Linked DNA regions of Mus musculus: all the other regions are linked to region 4. Evidence: chromatin loops called from intact Hi-C (ENCODE). Cell type or tissue: heart. All regions are shown on one strand. Region 1 has its middle 76 kb from the start of Anxa10. Region 2 overlaps Anxa10 (annexin A10). Region 3 overlaps Ddx60 (DExD/H box helicase 60). Region 4 overlaps Palld (palladin, cytoskeletal associated protein).

The links. Hi-C counts contacts between places; a loop is a spot of excess contacts. Peaks named below come from ENCODE experiments on the same cell type or tissue, not always from the same donor. Only the 100,000 strongest peaks of a DNase experiment are listed, where the experiment ranks them.
Region 1: a loop joins it to region 4, with 6 times the contacts of the local background. A loop is called at or near these places in 24 of 42 quality-filtered maps.
Region 2: it touches region 4 in a loop (7-fold over the local background); 22 of 42 quality-filtered maps call a loop at or near these places.
Region 3: a loop joins it to region 4, with 7 times the contacts of the local background. A loop is called at or near these places in 15 of 42 quality-filtered maps.

The regions. Positions count from the first base shown.
Region 1 is chr8:62,044,348-62,049,347 of GRCm38, forward strand. No RefSeq gene overlaps it. Among named protein-coding and RNA genes, the nearest start is that of Anxa10, 76 kb to the right of the region's middle. In heart, a CTCF peak has its summit at 2,698 (motif pointing left); no DNase peak of the experiment used is centred here.
Region 2 is chr8:62,058,205-62,063,204 of GRCm38, forward strand. It overlaps Anxa10 (annexin A10), which reads right to left. Exons shown (of 12, transcript NM_001136089.2): 9 at 4,769-4,864; 10 at 2,805-2,863; 11 at 2,052-2,174. Among named protein-coding and RNA genes, the nearest start is that of Anxa10, 62 kb to the right of the region's middle. In heart, a CTCF peak has its summit at 2,365 (motif pointing left); no DNase peak of the experiment used is centred here.
Region 3 is chr8:62,031,465-62,036,464 of GRCm38, forward strand. It overlaps Ddx60 (DExD/H box helicase 60), which reads left to right. Exons shown (of 38, transcript NM_001293783.1): 36 at 1,911-2,062; 37 at 3,578-3,640. Among named protein-coding and RNA genes, the nearest start is that of Anxa10, 89 kb to the right of the region's middle. In heart, a CTCF peak has its summit at 3,089; no DNase peak of the experiment used is centred here.
Region 4 is chr8:61,892,111-61,897,110 of GRCm38, forward strand. All of the region lies in intron 1 of Palld (palladin, cytoskeletal associated protein), which reads right to left. Among named protein-coding and RNA genes, the nearest start is that of Palld, 8.1 kb to the right of the region's middle. In heart, a CTCF peak has its summit at 2,135 (motif pointing right); no DNase peak of the experiment used is centred here; H3K27ac peaks cover 1,172 bases.

The DNA.
Region 1 (5,000 bases), 150 kb after region 4:
GTGAGTACATATTGTGTGAGTTCCTTTGTGATTGGGTTACCTCACTCAGGATGATGCCCTCCAGGTCCATTCATTTGGCTAGGAATTTCATAAGTTCATTCTTTTTAATAGCTGAGTAGTACTCCATTGTGTAAATGTACCACAATTTCTGTATCCATTCCTCTGTTGAGGGGCACCTGGGTTCTTTCCAGCTTATGGCTATTATCAATAAGGTTGCTATGAACATAGTGGAACATCTGTCCTTCTTACCGGTTGGGACATCTTCTGGATATATGCCCAGGAGAGGTATTGCGGGATCCTCCGGTAGTACTATGTCCAATTTTCTGAGGAACCACGAGACTGATTTCCAGAGTGGTTGTACAAGCTTGCCATCCCACCAACAATGGAGGAGTGTTCCTCTTTCTCCACATCCTTGCCAGCATCTGCTGTCACCTGAATTTTTGATATTAGACATTCTGACTGGTGTGAGGTGGAATCTCAGGGTTGTTTTGATTTGCATTTCCCTGATGATTAAGGATGTTGAACATTTTTCAGGTGCTTCTCTGCCATTTGGTATTCCTCAGGTGAGAATTCTTTGTTCAGTTCTGAGCCCCATTTTTTAATGGGGTTATTTGATTTTCTGGAGTCCACCTTCTTGAGTTCTTTATATATATTGGATATTAGTCCCCTATCTGATTTAGGATAGGTAAAGATCCTTTCCCAATCTGTTGGTGGTCTTTTTGTCTTATTGACAGTGTCTTTTGCCTTGCAGAAGCTTTGCAGTTTTATGAGGCCCCATTTGTCAATTCTTGATCTTACAGCACAAGCCATTGCTGTTCTATTCAGGAATTTTTTCCCTGTGCTCATATCTTCAAGGCTTTTCCCCACTTTTTCCTCTATAAGTTTCAGTGTCTCTGGTTTTATGTGAATTTCCTTGATCCACTTAGATTTGACCTTAGTACAAGGAGATAGGAATGGGTCGATTCGCATTCTTCTACATGATAACAACCAGTTTTGCCAGCACCATTTGTTGAAAATGCTGTCTTTCTTTCACTGGATGGTTTTAGCTCCCTTGTCGAAGATCAAGTGACCATAGGTATGTGGAAACAAACTCAAAGACAAAAACCACATGATCATCTCGTTAGATGCGGAAAAAGCATTCGACAAGATCCAACTCCCATTCATGATAAAAGTCTTGGAAAGATCAGGAATTCAAGGCCCATACCTAACCATGATAAAAGCAATCTACATCAAACCAGTAGCCAACATCAAAGTAAATGGTGAGAAGCTTGAAGCAATCCCACTAAAATCAGGGACTAGACAAGGCTCTCCAATCTCTCCATACCTATTCAACATTGTACTTGAAGTCCTAGCCAGAGCAATTCGACAACAAAAGGAGATCAAGGGGATACAAATTGGAAAAGATGAAGTCAAAATATCACTTTTTGCAGATGATATGATAGTATATATAAGTGACCCTAAAAATTCCACCAGATAACTCCTAAACCTGATAAACAGCTTCAGAGAAGTAGCTGTATATAAAATTAAACAAGTCAATGGCCTTTCTCTACACAAAGAATAAACAGGCTGAGAAAGAAATTAGGGAAACAACACCCTTCTCAATAGTCACAAATAATATAAAATATCTTGGCGTGACTCTAAGGAAGTGAAAGATTTGTATGATAAAAACTTCAAGTCTCTGAAGAAAGAAATTAAAGAAGATCTCAGAAGATGGAAAGATCTCCCATGCTCTTGGATTGGCAGGATCAACATTGTAAAGATGGCTATCTTGCCAAAAGCAATCTACAGATTCAATGCAATCCCCATCAAAATTCCAACTCAATTCTTCAAGGAATTAGAAAGAGCAATCTGCAAATTCATCTGGAATAACAGAAAACCTAGGATAGCAAACACTCTTCTCAAGGATAAAAGAACCTCTGGTGGAATCACCATGCCTGACCTAAAGCTTTACTACAGAGCAATTGTGATAAAAACTGCATGGTACTGGTACAGTGACAGACAAGTAGACCAATGGAATAGAATTGAAGACCCAGAAGTGTCCATGTTTTCTATGGAATCTTCTGTACCTGAGATTCTCTTTTCCATCTTTTGTATTTTGTTGCTGATGCTCGCATCTATAGCTCCTGATTTCTTTCCTAGGATCTATCTCCAGAGTTGTTTCACTTTGTGTTTTCTTTGTTTCTACTTCCAGTTTTAGATCCTGATGGTTTTGTTCAATTCCTTCACCTGTTTGATTGTGTTTTCCTGTAATTCTTTAAGGGATTTTTGTGTTTCCTCTTTAACCTCTTCTACCTGTTTAGCTGTGTTCTCCTTTATTTCTGTAAGGGAGTTATTAATGTCCTTTTAAAAATCCTCTACCAGCATCATGATATATGCTTTTTAAATTCCTATCTTGGTTTTCTGGTGTGTTGTGGTATCCAGATCTTGCTGTGCTGGGAATACTGTGTTCTTTTGATTCCAAGTTGTCTTGGTTACTGTTGGTAAGTGTGGTGGTTTGTATATTCTTGGACCAGGGAGTGGCACCATTTGGAAATGTGGCCTTGTTGGAATAGGTGTGACCTGGTTGGAGTAGGTGTGTCACTGTGGGTGTGGAGAAAATGGGGATCTCACCTGAGTCCCGGGGTGAGAGCCCTCTCTGGAGGCAAGCTCTCCTCTGGCAGAGAGGGTACAGAGAGGACTGAGAATCAGCTCCACCTACTGGCTGAGGATGAAGTTTCTTCAGGGCCCTGAAATTATCAAAGATTCTCATTCCGTGGGCTTCTTAATTCAATTGCTTGTTTCTTTAGCTATAGAGAAAATTTTAAGTTATATGAAATTTTGTCAGTTGTTACCTCAGTTCCTGGGTATGTGGGGTCCTCTTCTGAATGTCTTTTCCTACACCTATACCTTGTAGGGTGCTGCTGATATTTTCTTCTAGTAGTTTCCATCTTCACAGTTAGGTCTTTGAGCTACCTGGAATTAGGTTTTTCGCAAAGTGATAGATACAGGTTTTATTTTTTTTCTTCTACATGTGAACATCCAGGTTTCCTAGAATAATTTCTTGAGTATACTTTCTTTTCTTTATCATGTTTTGGTATCTTTGTTGAATATTAGAGTGCTATAGTTATGTGTACCCATATTTGGGTCTTTGATTTTGTTCCCTTGGTCTACATGTCTGTTTTTGTATCTGCACCATATTTGTTTTTATTACTATGGCTCTATAATATGTCTTGAAGTCTAGAAAGTTAGTTAGTCCCTCCAATATTGTTTTTGTTAAAGAATGTTTTAAGTTATGTGGGAGTCGATTGTGGTTCTAAGTGGATTTCAGGATAGGTTTTCTATTTCTGTGAAGAATGAGATTCGGAATTTCACTGGAGCTGCATTGAAGCTGCAGAATTCTTTTGCTAGAATGGTCATTTTCATAATATTAATTCTACCAATCCATGAGCATGGGATGTGTTTTTATGTTCTAGTACATTCTCTATATCTTCCTTGAGAAATTTAAAGTTCTTATTGTAGAAGTCTTTCCACCCTTTGGTTAGGTTTATTTCTAGACATTTCTTTTTTATTTGAGGATATTATGAGGGGTAGCAATGATCCCTTTTTCTGTATGTTTATTATTGGTATATAGAAAAATTATTTTTTTATCTGTCATTTATCTATATGATGATCTGTGTGTAACTATAAAAACTGATCTGTGCCTGGGAGCAGATTATATGCTTCAGCCCTCTCCATCCCAATTAAACCCACAGACAGCTTAACCCCCCCCCCCAGGAATTTTGACACACCCAGGTTCACAGGTGAGTCTGCACACATTCACATCTGTGCCTGGGAATGGATCCTGTGCTCCAGCCATTCCTACACCAATCATACCAAGAGACAGCTTAACCCCAAAGAGTTCTTACACATCCAGACTCATTGGCTCACAGGAAGGACAGGCTCCAGTCAGAGACAGCAAGGCCAGCTAACACCAGAGATAACCAGATAGCAAGAGGCAAGTTCAAGAAGATAAGCAACAGAAACCAATGTTTTGACATCATCAGATACCACAACACACCTGAAAGTCAAGGTTCTGATCTAAAATTCCATCTCATGATGATGATAGAGGATTTTAAGATGGACATAAATAACTCCCTTAAAGAAATAAAAGATAATGCAGGTAAACAGGTAGATATTTAAAGAGAAAACACATAAAACCCTTAAAGAAATACAGGAAAATAGAACCAAACAGGAAAAAAAAATTGAATAATACCATCCAGGATCTAAAAATAGAAATAAAACCAGTACAGAAATCACAAAGAGAGTCAACCCTGGAGATGGAAAACCTAGGAAAGAGATCAAGCATCATAGATGCAAATATAACCAACAGAATACAAGAGATACCACAGGCATAGAAGTTACCACAGAAGACATTGGCACAACAGTCAAAGAAAATGTAAAATGCAAAATGCTCCTAACCCCAAACATCCAGAAAATCCAGGACACAATTGTGGAGAGCCGTGCCGCGAGCAATCCAATCGCTGAGGAGAGCCTTGCGTGCCACGAGCAATCGCCATTATAAGATGGCACTGGCCTCCGCTGTGCCTAACTAGTAAACAAGCCTTGTATGCAGGCACGAGAGTGAACTCACTCCTAGTCACTGCCCATTCTCGGGGCGTAATAGTGGGGTGATCGGCGAGCAACGAATCAGGAGCTGTCACACCACATCAAGTGCTGAAACGTCACGCTGTGGGCTATATAAGCAGCGCCATTTTCCCGGTTAGGGTCTTCCCTCCTGAGAAGTAAGCAATAAAGCTTGGCCGCAGAAGATTCCGGTGGTTGCGTCTTTCTTGCCGGTCGAGTGGGACGCAACGCAATACACAATGAGAAGGCCAAAACTAAGAATAATAGGTTAAAAAAAAAAGAGTGCCAATAAACATACAAGAAGCCTACAGAACTCCAAATAGATTGGATCAGATAAGAAATTTCTCCCATCACATAATAATCAAAACACCAAATTCACAGAAAAAAGAAAAAAAATT
Region 2 (5,000 bases), 170 kb after region 4:
AATCCTATATAAAGAAATACAGTTAAAATATTATCAATTATAGATGAGCATGAGATTTACGCAAAAAAGATATGCACTGTAGTGTTACATATGACAATGAAAGGTTGAAAAGCGATAGTCAGTCATTTGAGGGAGTTTTTCTATTTCACAGCATACTTTATAAAGAAGATGTTCTGGTTTAATAAAATCCTTCCTTTTGAAAGCAAAATGTTACTGTTTATGTACGTGTGAAAAAGATCAACAGTAGCTACCTTAGTCTTCTGGGGCCTTTCACAATCGACTTGGCTTAAAATATCAGAAGTTTATGTCTAAGTTAGGGAGGATGGGAGATCTAAGTGACAAAATGTTTTGTGAATACTTCTTTATTGACTGCAGCCTGACATGGCAGAAGGGACAAAGGAACATCCAGGAGCTTTTTATTTCCCCCAAAGGAAAATAGCTCTACTTGTGGATTCCACCCTCTTGACTTAACTCTCAAATGCTCAGCTCCCAAAACCATCTCCTTAGTGTTAGGGTTTCAGTGTAGGAATGTGGGGAAACAAGGTTTCCAGCCATATCAGGACCTAGAAGCATCTCACTACTGGGTGTCTGTGGTAGAAAATTAGGGCAACTTTGTTTCTTTTTATCTTCTTTCATCAAGTCTAAATACTCCAGAATAGGTAGCTGAACGAATGCCATTATAGAATCCATTTTCATAAAAATCATTTATCATATTAATGCTTCTTTACACAAAGCTGTTTAATTAAGACCCACAGATTTAAAAGCACAGAGTAGCATCGCATTATTATAACTTGTCTTCAATATGGCTAGGAATAGTTACAAATAGTATAAACAAGCTAGCTTGTTCACTTGGAAACTGAATTCTGACTCACTGGTACATGTTGATCACCACTAACAGTTTTCAGACTTCAAGACAGACATAATGAACATTTTATCAAAGATTAAAAAAAAAACCCATCAAATTGATTTTAACTGGTGCATCAATTTCTTAGAGCCATTTTGATTCCAACAAAGGCTTAGAAAGCACTTTGGAATTTGTGGCTCCCGTCTCTGAGATGTTGAGGGTTATGTCTTGAGTAATACAAGGAGCTAAACTGGTTTTTTCTTGTGACTGGGAGTTTCACTTGAAAACAATGCGACTGTCCAAGGTATCAATTATAAAACACAGTCTCAATTATGGCTTGTGTTCTGCTGCTCTATTCTCTCCATCCTGAATACCTTTTTGGTTTTCTTTGGTGAAGAAACTAAACATATTGATTTTGTACTGCACCCACAAATTGCATAGATGGTCCATATATTTCTTCTTCTTCTTTTTTTTTTTTTTGCCAAGTTATATAAGACATTTTAAATTTTTTAGGAAGACCAGAATAAGAAATTAGCTTGTTTGGTTTTGAATTATTTCCTTGCCCTCTGATTGGTGAAGTGATTGGTCATTTCGAGTTTTACATGTTCAGTAATAAAATTCTCCAAATTGGCAGTTGATGGTGTTTGATTGGATGCCTTGTTTTCTGTGATTTTATGAGGAGTGTTGCCAGGCAGTAGTTAATAATTCCCATGGCAAAATATTGATTTTTGTTTTTGTTTGTTTCTTTGCTTGCTTGCTTGTGTTTTGAGAGGTTTCAGATAGTGGATCTTAGTCTGCAGTTGCTATGGAGCTGAGGGGAACCCTGAAGTGTCAGTCCTCCACCCGCCACCTCAGTAGATCTAGTGTGAGGGTTGCAGGTGAAATTACAGGTAAACTACCACACCCTCTGCTGTTCACATCAGAAGGCAAACCTGGAAACACAGTCATAGGGAGGGAATATTTTCTACAATTACATAAATTTTTTTTTTGTTTTAAAAGCAAAGATCAAAAAGTTTTATTTCTGTGGAGCAATGACTTTCCAAGTTGATGTTTGTTAAAGCACTGAACTCTGAGTTCTTTAAGTTAACCGTCCTTGGCAGACATGGAACTTTTTAGATCCCTACAGCAAGTTGTTTGAATTTAAAGCTTTTATTTACAGTCCAGAAAGAATATGTGAGGTAAAGTCAATTATGAAGAGCAAACTTACTTTGATATCATGAAAGAGGGATTTTCCAAATCTCTCTTTGTAACGTTTCCTTATGGTCATTAGGTCTATTTCACTTCTGGCGATGAGAATCCTGATGACAGTTTTGTTATGGAAGCCAAAATCCTAAAAACAGCAGAAATGTGGGTAGAGAGACTACTACTTCAAAGGCTTGTCCAGCATGCAAGCTCTTCCTTTTCAGTAGTGATTTGTTTGTGAGCCCACAGGACTTCAACATTGCTCTCACTGCTATGGGATGCCTGGGGCTCCCCCCAGGGAAGTTTCAAATGTTTTTCACATGGAATAATGGTGACATCTGGTGGCCACTCAACATAATCTAATGTTCCCATATCAGAATATTTTGAGTATAAATCTACTAAGATTTCATAATTTGGGGTAATTACAACAACAAAATATCTGACCAAGTTTCCTGAATCAGGGCATAGCTGGAATCAATAATGGTGGTTATTTGCCCAGGTCATACACAGGGAAGGCATTAGTTGTCACCGTCATGGCACATTTGAATTATCAATTTAAATAAATGGTAAATACTAAGATTCTAAAGTATATGAGGATGAAAGACCATGAAGTATCACATGTCTTATGTACCTATGTTGTAGAAAGCAGAGATTATCCGTATTTAATGAATTTTGCTTTTGGTGTTTAACTTGTTTCCTTTTACTTGAACATATTTTCTTTGAAATAAAAATAATAGATACTAATTTTGAATAAGTTAAATATATGTGTTATACTTACATGGATTGCCCTGTATAATTTATAAGCAAAATAGCTTGGTTTGTCCTGGATACAACGAACTAGAGAGGAAGAGAACAAGGAACAAATAGGAATGACGAGAGGTAATTCTTCAGAAGTCAGGAAATAGAGCACTTACATATTTTCCACCATCATCACCTTGCATTATAATTTCAGGGCTTAGAATGATGGCAACACTAGCCACACTCTATTGAGAAGCACAGCATGTCAATATATTTTATAATGACAAATGACCTTCACTGAACATATGACCATTACTATTAATTTTTAAAAACTGTGGTGCGAGATATAAAATCAAACACATATAATCCATTCACCTTCCAGAACGCTGCTCTTTCAGATAACCTCAAAAACTGGTCTATACCAGCAGCTTTTTGATCCCTGAAAGATTTGTGACTAGAATGTAGGTCATTTAAGGATAAACCGTTACAAATGTAAAGCGCCTCCTCCAGGTTTAGATATCATTGGATTATAAATGCTAGGGTTGTGAACAGACCAGCACCTATCCAACAGTTGTCCCTGTAAAATATCAGTTCAGACTGTAGGCCACCAATAAGCCTTTATTTGAAATGTTAATAGATTAATTACATAAATGAATAATAAATGAGGAACTAGTATTTCTCTATAGTTCTAGTAATTATTTTAGGTCATGAGACCATCTCTTCATCTTTATCTCACTTTTATTACTGAGACAAGTAAACCTGAGAAGTGATTTCTGGAAGGAAGGTTCCAGAAAGCAGAGGCTAGTGTTGCTATTCTTGGCTTTGTTAATTCACTATTCCACCTGTACCACCCATATTGGAAATGAGTAGGTGCTTATTCAGTATTGAATGATGGGATGAACCAGATAGATATTTCCTGGTATTGCTGATGACCCTTAGGCCCACTGTTTTTTGACATCAGTTGGGCTGCCTTGAGATTACAATGACATGAGTTCTACTCTAACTGTTTTGCTAACTAGCTGACATGTGATAGATATATAACTATTATATTTATTTGGAATTTGATGAATTCTATCTATCTATCTATCTATCTATCTATCTATCTATCTATCTATCTATCTAAACATTCATAGACAAAAGCCTTCATATCATATATCTTTAGGTGTATCATAGAAATCCACCAAATCTTTTTCATAGGGTACTTGCTTAAAAATCTCATACTAGATTATTTATAAAAGTGCTGTGACTTACACTTCAGCTCTATGCCAAGACCTTCTTGGGACTGATTGTTTATTCAGTACATGTCTAAGTGTTCATTTGATGCACCTACTATAGGATACTTCACAATGATTCTTTATGTACATTTTTTTTGTAGTCTGTGCTGACAAATCACAGAGTACATGTTAAGTGTGAACACTGGAATAGTCTTGATGAATAAGAGCCCTGGTCTTTTCTGCAGCAGGCACACAATTTCTAACAACATTGGGAAGTCATGCCTGTAGTACTTGCTACTAATTAATAGTTTAAGTTATTTTTGATGACAAGATTTATTTCTAAAGGGAAATTTACTGAGGATAGTAGAAATTTAAATAACCATTAAAAGCCAAACTAAAAAAATATCACCTTTCTTCTTGGAGACAAGAAACTAGTCACACTATTAGCATTTATTTGCTCTTGAAACAGGAGAGGAAGTCAATGGTCCTAACATAGACTTAAAGCTATGAGAAGTCACTTATGAGTCTAGGCATCCAAGACTTCACTTTTCTCATATGGAAATTGAGTCTGCTCTTGGGGAATTAATGGCAGTTGATTAATGTCTCCAGGCTGCCCGTTCATTGAATTGAACCAGTAGCTGACAGACTTTCTGAGAGTTTAAGGATCTTTCAAATAATTGCCCTGAGAAAAATGCTTCAATTAAGATTCTACTCATGCACATGTTCAGTCAGAGCCATTCAGTGCTGTGAAAGGCAAGGTCTGCGGTTCATCATATGAAATCCATCTTACCAATAGCAACCAGCAGCTCCTGGAAATAACCATCGTAACAGTCATTGATGGCATCCACCAGGTCTTGGCCAGAAATATTTTGAAATTCCTGGAAAACTTCAAGAAATTTATCACTCAAAAGGGATTTTCATAAATATCATAAAGTACAAATACTAGTTAGATTACTATCCTAGCAAAGATAAGTATGTTCTCTGAAGTATTTCTTAGTACTAATACCCTTCATGATGATGTA
Region 3 (5,000 bases), 140 kb after region 4:
TAATGAAATGATCATGTGGTTTTTGTCTTTGAGTTTGTTTATATAATGGATTACGTTGATGGATTTCCATATATTAAACCATCCCTGCATCCCTGGTATGAAGCCTACTTGGTCATGATGTATGATCATTTTGATATGTTCTTGGATTTAATTTGCGAGGATTTTATTCATTATTTTTTCATTGATATTCATAAGGGAAATTAGTCTGAAGTTCTCTTTCTTTGTTGGATCTTTGTATGGTTTAGGTATCAGAGTAATTGTGGCTTCATAGAATGCATTGGGTAGAGTACCTTCTCTTTCTATTTTGTGGAATAGTTTGAGAAGAGTTGGAATTAAGTCTTCTTTGAAGGTCTGATAGAACTCCTTTTGTAGTAGTATCTGATGAAGTTTTGGATATTCTCAGGTTCTGTTGTTATGTCTCCTTTTTCATTTTTTATTTTGTTGATTAGGATACTGTCCCTGTGCCCTCTAGTTAGTCTGGCTAAGGGTTTATCTATCTTGTTGATTTTCTCAAAGAACCAGCTCCTTGTTTGGTTGATTCTTTGAATAGTTCTTTTTATTTCCACTTGGTTGATATCAGCCCTGAGTTTGATTATTTCCTGCTGTCTATTCCTCTTGGGTGAATTTGCTTCCTTTAGTTCTAGAGCTTCTAGGTGTGCTGTCAGCCTGCTAGTGTATGCTCTCTCTAGTTTCTTTTTTGAGGCACGCAGAGCCATGAGTTTTCCTCTTAGGACTGCCTTTATTGTGTCCCATAAGTTTGGGTATGTTGTGGCTTCATTTTCATTAAACTCTAAAAAGTCTTTAATTTCTTTCTTTATTTCATCCTTGATCAAGGAATCATTGAGTAGAGTGTTGTTCAGTTTCCACATGAATGTTGGCTTTCTATTATTTATGTTGTTATTGAAGACCAGCTTTAGTCCGTTCTGATCAGATAGGATGCATGGGATAATTTCAATATTTTTGTATCTCTTGATGCCTGTTTTGTAACCAATTATATGGTCAATTTTGGATAGGTACTATGTGGCTCTGAGAAGAATATCCTTTTGTTTTAGGATAAAATGTTCTGTAGATATCAATTAAATCCATTTGTTTCATAATTTCTGTCAGTGTCCATGTGTCTCTGTTTAGTTTCTGTTTCCAGGATCTGTCTACTGGTGAGAGTAGGGTGTTGAATTCTCCCAATATTATTGTAAGCTCACCCTTTCTAACTTTTTCTGAAGTCGGGCTGGCTGGTTCAACTCAGCTCTTCCAGGCCAAAGTCCTCTCCAAGCTGACTGATTCAATCTGGCTTCTTTGGACTTCTGACTGAATTGCTCTGCTTGGCCTTATAAATAACAACTTTTCAATATGTTCTAATCTTTTGGCTAGTTCTCATTTTCATTCTCATTCTGTCTTCACCTGCAACCTTTCTCTGTAAAACTGTCCTGATAAAACTGCCTTTTCTCCCTCTCCCTCCCTCTTTCCTTCCCTGTTTCTCCCCCTCCCCTTTCCCCTGTCCCTGTCCCTCTCCCCCTTCTCTCTCAGCTGCTCTCTCAGATTGCCTCTGTTTTCATGAGAGTTGGGCATATCCTATTTCTGACTCATTCTGCCAGATATTTCTCTGATTTGTCACCTTGTCTGCCCCTCAATTAGATGTTACTTTCAAACATGGCTGCTTCCTTCTACAAACTAATCTTACCTCTATTATTAAGGATTAAAGGTGTGTGCTGAGCATATTTATATTCTAGCCAGATAATACTGTAATTCACTGTCTGTATTCTGACTGGACCACACAGACCTAGAAAGTCTTTGGGTATCATCCCTTGCCTGATCAGCCATATTGTTGGATTAAAATTTCTCTACAGATAACTACAAGTTCTAAGTTGTAAGCCTCTGTCCATGTGAATAACTAAAAACTTGTATTTCTTTAGGTCATTCTACACACACTTGGTATCAATCACACACAAGCCCCGGTGCTGTGGCCATACGCATTGGATAGTCAAGGAAGAAAAATTCCACTTAATGCCTATGCACTTGATTTCTATAAGCATGGATCCCTTATTGGATTAGTCCAGGACAATAGGTATGTTTTATCTTGAAAATTCCAAGAAATGACTATTCCTGACAAACATATTAGATTTTCACTTCCAGAACAAATGGCACAGATGATGGCATATTTTATACATTTATTTCTAGTTTAGCAGCAAAAGTTTAGCACATGGGCCAACTCACTTGATCTAAATATATGCCTTAAATGTGTCTTTGTGTATATCAAATATATCTTTACATTACAGTTCTATTTATGCACCATTTAGTATTTTAGATATAATGGCAGATAGCAATCTGGCATTTTTTTAATGCCTGAGAGAATATAAAGTGTCTAGTTTACATATCTGGGTCTGACACTTTAGCTTGTCAGGGAAGCCATTTTTATAGGTATAAATAGAAGCAGGCATTATTTAGGTCATTTTTCATACAGTTAGCATCCATCACTCTCAAACTCCAGTATTGTGGCCACAAAACTTGGATAGTTGAGGAAGAAAACTGTCAGTCAACACATAGGCTTTGACGTCTGTAAGACCAGGTCAATAGATATGTTTTCTCTTGATAATTTCAAGAAGTAGTTAGTCATGCCAAGCAAATTAGATATTCACTCCTAGGGAAATATCCAGGAAACTATCCCTGAGCAGGGAGATACTTGTCTCAGTGCTAAACACCTCATCTAGTGGCAGATATATTAAGGAATTAAACATGCAGTAGACATAAAAATTTGAACATTCTTTACTAAGTTAAGGTATAAAAAGTTTTAATAGTCCTCAGAAACCTAGAAAATTTTTACTTATTAAGGCTGATTTATTTTTGTGAATAAAGTTGCATTTACATTAGTTGATAATATTTTTTGGTTTTAAAACTTGTTCATTGATAATTTCATAATTGTATGTAAAATATTATGACCATATCTCCCCGTTTATTCTTGTATACCTTCTCAGTTGTATCCCCTAACCCCAGCAAGTCAGCTGTCCATGTTTGTGTTGTCTTTAAATTTTGGTTTATTTTCACTTTGAGTCACACTGAGTTTTACTAGGGCTATCTGCATGAGTGTGTCGCCATCCCCTGGAAGTCAGGAGACTCATCAGAGAAAACAATACTGAAGAAAAATGACTCTCCTTTCTTTAGCCCATAGGGCCCCTGCCTTTCCTGGGAACTCTTGTCCTAGGAGCTTGTCTCTCATCCTTGGCTGATATTAATGGTCCTGCTCTTGTGCAGACCCTATTCAGACAGCCTTTGCTGCTGTGGACGCATGAATCACATCAGGCCCAGAAGATAGCATTTCTCAGCACTTGCTTCACTTAGCTCTTAATTCTCTCTGTCTCATTTTTTTGTGATTCTTTCTGAGTCTTGGTGAAGTGACATAGATGTTCCAAATAGGTGTTAGTGCTCAACAGTCACTTATTCTCAGTAGTCTGATTAATCATTGTATAACAGCAGCAGCAGCAGCAGCAGCATCTTTGACCATGTCTGAGCCAGCTCTAATTTATGGATATAAACATCAATAGTAAATAATCGTATCGTTAATTTCTGTTTTCCTGTCCCTTAGGATACATCCAGGGGAAGCTTATAGCCTGTTGAAAGATTTTAATCTTATCATTAAGTCTATCAGGTACGTTACATGTTTAAATGTTACTTTTGTATTTCCCCAAATTTAATTGTCATTTTGAAATGTTGAGATTATTACCACCCCCCCCCATGATCCAAGTTAAAAGTGTCACTGCATCTGTTACATACCATGCATTTCAACTTCCCAGAGGGTCTGTAGAGTCCCCCATCCCTACAACCTTTTGGTTATGGTCTGTTTTATAATTAATTAAAAAAATGTTTTTTTGAGATTAAGTTCCATCAAGATAGAGCCTCAGACTAGGGCAGTGCACATAGCTCAAAACCATTCCTGAGCATCCCTGATCCTAGATATTCTCAATGATCCCCATTGCAATATCGTAGCAAATACACGTTTCAGAAATCTCTGAGGTGCCAGCAGCTCTCCAATTTATAACATTTGCTTGCTCTTGAGTCTCCTGCTACAGTCTATATTTTTCTTCAGGGTTTGTCTGACTGTAAATTCATAGTCACTTTTTATTCTGATCTGGAACAAAGCCCAGTTACTCACAAAGCAATATCAAACTCTTTGTGATCACCCCCATCCTTGGCTCCATTGGCCATATATTGTCACCTAGTTAAATAGCCCCTTAACCCCTCATATTCATATGTATTCCAACACTTTGACAGTGACTTTTATTTTGTCACATGTGTATTCAAGTGACCATAAATCTCATCATTATAGGGTCCTTAAAAACAGTTCTCTATTTTATTTCCTTGATCAGAGCCGAATCAGACCTTTATGGGTGTTTTTTATACAGAGAGCTTTATAATTTATTTTATTATTTTTATTATTTATTATTTTAATCTGATTTATTTATTTTTATATAGTTTTATTATTTATTTGTTATTTTATACACAGAGTTAATTTGAGGTATATGGGAGCAGAAGGGAAACGCTTTGTTTATCTGCAGTAGTGGTTCTCAACCTTCCTAATGCTGGGACCCATTAATAGAGTGGTGTGTTTCTTTTCCCTTTCTTCATGCCTGTTCACAAGTTTCTTAATGCTGGTGTAACAAATTGTCATTCAATGGTATGAACCTCTATAAATGTATCATCTTACCATTCTGGAGACCAATCATCAAAGTGTGCGTTCACCAGACAAAATTAGATGTCTGGATGTTCTAAGGGAAAACCTTGGCTCTTTCCCAACAGTTAGAGGTTGTCTGCATCTTTGGGTCAGAGTTTCCTTCTGACTTGGAGGCCAGGGATGTTCAATAGAGAAACCTGACATTATGAATCAAATATCCACATTTCACCATTTTGACTCCCATCTTCTCCTTCCTCGCACTCATGAGCACCTTTGAGAATTCCATTAGTCATACCTAAAGAATCCAGAGTAATCATTTATCTCCACTGATCATTAG
Region 4 (5,000 bases):
GCAATTCTTTAGGGGATTTTTGTGCTTCCTCTTTAAGGTCTTCTACCTGTTTAGCAGTGTTCTCCTGTATTTCTTTAAGTGAGTTATTAAAGTCCTTCTTGATGTTCTCTACCATCATCATGAGATATGCTTTTAAATCCGGGTCTAGCTTTTTGGGTGTGTTGGGGTGCCCAGGACTGGGTGAGGTGGGAGTGCTGGGTTCTGATGATGGTGAGTGGTCTTGGTTTCTGTTAGTAAGATTCTTACATTTGCCTTTTGCCATCTGGTAATCTCTAGAGTTAGTTGTTATAGTTGTCTCTGGTTAGAGCTTGTTCCTCTTGTGATTCTGTTAGTCTCTATCAGCAGACCTGGGAGACTAGATTTCTTCTGAGTTTCAGTTGTCAGAGCACTCTCGGTAGGCAAGCTCTCATGTTGCAGGGAAGGTGCACAGATATCTGGCACTCAGACCTGCCTCCTGGCAGAAGATGAAGGCCAGAAACAGGGCCTGTCCCAGAAGCTGTTAGCTTCTGTAGTCCACACTCTCACCTGAGCAGAATAGTCTAGGAGGGATCCGGGAACCAAGATGGCTCCCCCAGGTGCTCTGGCAAAGCCCTCCTGGGTGGGTCGGACACTTGTCCTCTGGCAGGGAAGGAGCCCGGATGTCTGGAGCCTGAAATGGGGTCTGCCTCAGAAGCTCTGTGGCTTCTGCCTGTCCCAGAAGCTGTTAGCTTCTATAGTCCACACTTACCTGCACAGACTAGTCTCGGTGGGATCCAGGAACCAAGATGGCTCCTCCGTCTCTGTTGCCTTTCACATACTTGGAATGGCCTATGCATCTTAGTTAAATATTAGCATATCCTGAATTTGTGTAATTACTCTATTGGTGACTTTTCTATGCTCTCTTCTTAGTTATTATCATGCCCTTCCTCATTTATAGTTATTCCTTTTGTATGTCATGTAGATAAATGTCTTGAAAATACATATATTTTTCTCAGCTTTTGTTTGTCTGTGAGTGCCTTTGTCATTTCCAAAGGATAGTTTTGCAAAACAATGAATTCTTTCTTTATAGTTTTTTCTTTAGTACTTTGAAAACAATCTCATGGTACTTTCTTCTAGGCCAAGGCTTCTCAACTCCCTAATGCTGTGACCCTTTAATACAGTTCCTCATGTTGTGATGACCTCCAACCATAAAATTGTTTTCTTTGCTACCTCAGAATTCTAACTTTTCTACTGTTATGAATTGTAATGCAGATATCTGATATGTGACCCTTCAACCCCAAAGGGTTTGCAACCCACAGGTTGTAACACACTGTTCTAGACTATTAGATTTTTGTGAGAAATTGATTGTCAGGTAAATTGGGCTACACCTATGTAAGTACCTGTCCCTTCTCTCTCACATTCTTGAGTGTTTTCTTAACCTTTGAGCATCATCTTAAGAGGCTTTCATTCTAGCACACCTTAAGGTAGACCTCACTGAGTTACATTTGACCTGTGAACCCTGACCTTCCCCTGTGTGTATATTCGTACCTTTCTTCAGGTTTGTAGAGTTTTCTGTTATTATATTATTTCCTCTCCTTGGCCTTCTGAAGTCTGCTTTAAACTCACACAACTGAAAACTGCCATCTTCACCTTGTACCCCAAACCACACAGGTCCTTGTTCCTCCTCACGCTTTTCTTTATGCCAACTGGAAATGTTTGAGTAGCCTGTCCTCTTGCTGTTACTTTTCCTCCTGTTTGCTGTCCCTCCCACGGATGCCTCTTTTGCACTTTAAATTTTACTGAGTGTATTTTGACACTCAAGAATTACTGCTTGATCTTTTTTTTTAAAAAAAGCACTTCTGTCTCTTTAGGTTTCTCTTTTAGAATATTGAAATGATTCTCTGTTTTCTTTAAGCTCAGTGAGCTCCATTAACACTGTGTTCTGAGACTTTCCCCATGCCGGCTCCTGCCTGGTACCCTGTTTTATGTGCTTTCTGACCTTATCCTGATTATTGAGTGAGGGGATGGTTTTCCTTTAAACACTCCAGATGCTTGTTGTCATGCAGTCTCAATGTTAAGTCTTTACTTCTCTCTTCTTAACCTGCTACGTGTGTCCCTCTAAAAATTCCAAGTCAAGTGCCTATTCTCTATGCTTCTGTAGTTACTTCCAGATTTCACCACTGGATGGCACCCAGGTTCAGAATTTTTCAGGGCCCCTGGCTACTGTGTTGCAGTTTAAGAACAAGAGGACAATGCAAACTCAGGTTGTTCCTAATGTATTGTTTAGAAAGAAACAAAAAGAGTAGTCTGATGTTTCAAGATCATCCCTTTTACCCCAACTTCTTTAAGGTAAACCCAGATGCACCCATGGTGTACGCCTCTGTGGTGGCCAGGCATCACAGAATTCTGTTCAGATTTTGTTTTGTTTTATTTTGTTTGTTTGTTTGCTTGTTTGTTTTGAGACATGTTTTCTCTGTGTAGCCCTGGTTGTCCTGGAACTCACTCTATAGACTAGGATGATCTTGAACTCACAGAGATCTGTCTGCCTCTGCCTCCCAAGTGCTGGGATTAAAGGTGTATACCACCACTGCCTAGCAATTCTATTCAGCTTTAAGCAGTGCTACTGTATATGGGTCATATACAGGGTTCTGTGTCCTATACATACGCCATCAAAGTCATCAAATTGTGCCTATCCTTGAAGAAGCAGCTTTCTAAGAGCAAACAACATGCCACTGGGGTGGGACCAAGTTGCTGAGGGTAAGCTTAATGCCATAGATTGTTACAACCAGTCACAGGAGATGCTAGTTAGAAGAGAAGCCCAGCAGACTGGGTCTGTATGTCATTTGGCAATACTTCCTGGGGCCCCTTTTCCATGGACTCAGGGAAAAGAAGGAGGCATATTAAGCACAAGACTGGGATAAGACAGCTACATAACCCAAGTCCTGATTTCTCATAATAAGCTGCCTCACCCAGGAAAAAAGTCACTGAAAAAGACCTCTGCCCCTGTTCCAGACTCCAGGTCAAATAGTTTATCTCACCTCTGACACACAAGGCCACTTGAAACTGACATTTAAAGTTGCCTGTCACTGAGACCTGCATTGATAGCTCTGCACTCTAACAGTTCTGTTTCTGTGGTTCTTATCCAGTCTTCTATAGAGTATTCCCCTTGCACCTGTATCAACTCCCTGCCTTGCCTTTCAGTGTAGTTCCTCTGAACAGCATAGCCGGTTTAGCCTCTTATAAGAGCCATTGTGTCTCACATACACAAATAATACTCACATGCCTAGTATAATGCGTAATCTAACAATTATTGTAGTAATTAAGATTGGGGATCAGTGGGGCTGGCAAAGTGACTCAGGTTAAATACTAACTGTGCAGCCTGGTGACTTGCATTTGAGTCCTGGAAATCACATAGAAAGCTAGATGGAGGGCTGTACATTGCAATGCCGGCAGTCCCATGGCAGGAAGGAAGACAGACTGGAGAATTGCCTGGAAACTTGTAGCCCAGATTGCCTGGAGTATGCAGTGCAGGAGAAATGAGAGCTGCCTTAACAAGGTAGAAGACAAGAACAACGTTTGAAAGCTTGTGGCACAAACAAGCTCCATCCCCAAACAAAACAACCAAGCAACTAACAAACACTAAGAAATGAAGAACTGAAGTACCTGTGTTTGCTATTGATCATCAGTACTCAGTGGAATCAGGAGTACTTTCTCAGTTAAAGCCAAAGAAATTGGTTTGGCTTGTAAATTTGTTGTTATTTAATAAATTCCCACATTTTGGAAAGACTGAAATATGCCTATCTATGCCACTGACAGAACTTGCTCATGACAGAACTGCTGATATTTGCATGTAAGATGTGCACTACTTGCTCATTTAAAAAAATGTTTAAGATAGTATTAAACTCTTATCTCTAATGATTCTGACTTACATTTCTTATCATCAGCCAAAGAAGAGTTTCATGTAAAACATCAGAAGCAAAAAAAATCACCCAGTCTGTTTTCCAGCAATTCTAGTACATGTTGAGCAACCCTATCCCCAAACTGGAAATCCCCAAGTAGCTCAAAACCCTAGACTTTTTAAAGTGCTGGCCTAACATCACAAGTAGAAAATTCTCCACCATGGAATTCTGTTGTCTGCAAAGAAACTGTTAAAAGTGGTTATTAATAGTACCATTAAGAACATAATGGAACATACTTTCAGGCTACATATGTTAAGTATACATAAAGCATAAATGGTTTTGCATATAGATTTGAGCACCCATCTCTTAAGTGCCTCATTATGTGTACACAAATATCTCAAATGTTGAAAAAATGTAGTTTCTGAGACATCTTTGATTCTAAACATTTCCTATAAAAGCTATTCAACCTGTATTAGACAGAAAGAATTGTGTAAAGTCTGCTAACTCTTTGAAACATATGTAACATGGATACAGTTAAAAAGGCACCTACTATTAGTTATGCTTCTCTTTGATAGCCTAAGGACATAGTCATCTGAAGGAGTCACATCCCAACATCCCTTAGACTTTTTGTTCATTGCTTGTGCTGAGAATCAGGGCTCAGAACTCAGGCATTCTAAGTGCCCAACCACTGAGCTTCACATCCACAATCTAACATTTTATAGAAGAGGTATGATTAGTTAATTAAGAAATAATTTCCAGGTTCTGAATTTCTTATGCTTAAATGCCTTCTTACTTTTTCTGAATTGACTTTTGAACAATCATACTGTTTTTATGATGTTTCTCGGTTGTTAGAGAGAAGAATGGTGATTGATCCAAACCAAGATTGGGCTCAGGCTTTAGTCTCCCTCAGACTACCAGAAAAACAGAAGCTGCTGGTATTATCCCACAGTGCTTTGCAGGCAAATTTCAACATGTGTTCATGTTGTTTATTTCCTGCTCTTAAGCAAGCATTTGGTATTGCAAAGGTTTGGGAGGGCTAGTCAGTAATACAAGATGTCAAAGACACTCTTCTACCTCCAGATCTGAGCATGCAACCTATCAGAATTCTTGCTTATTCTAAATAGATATTGCTTCCAAATATAA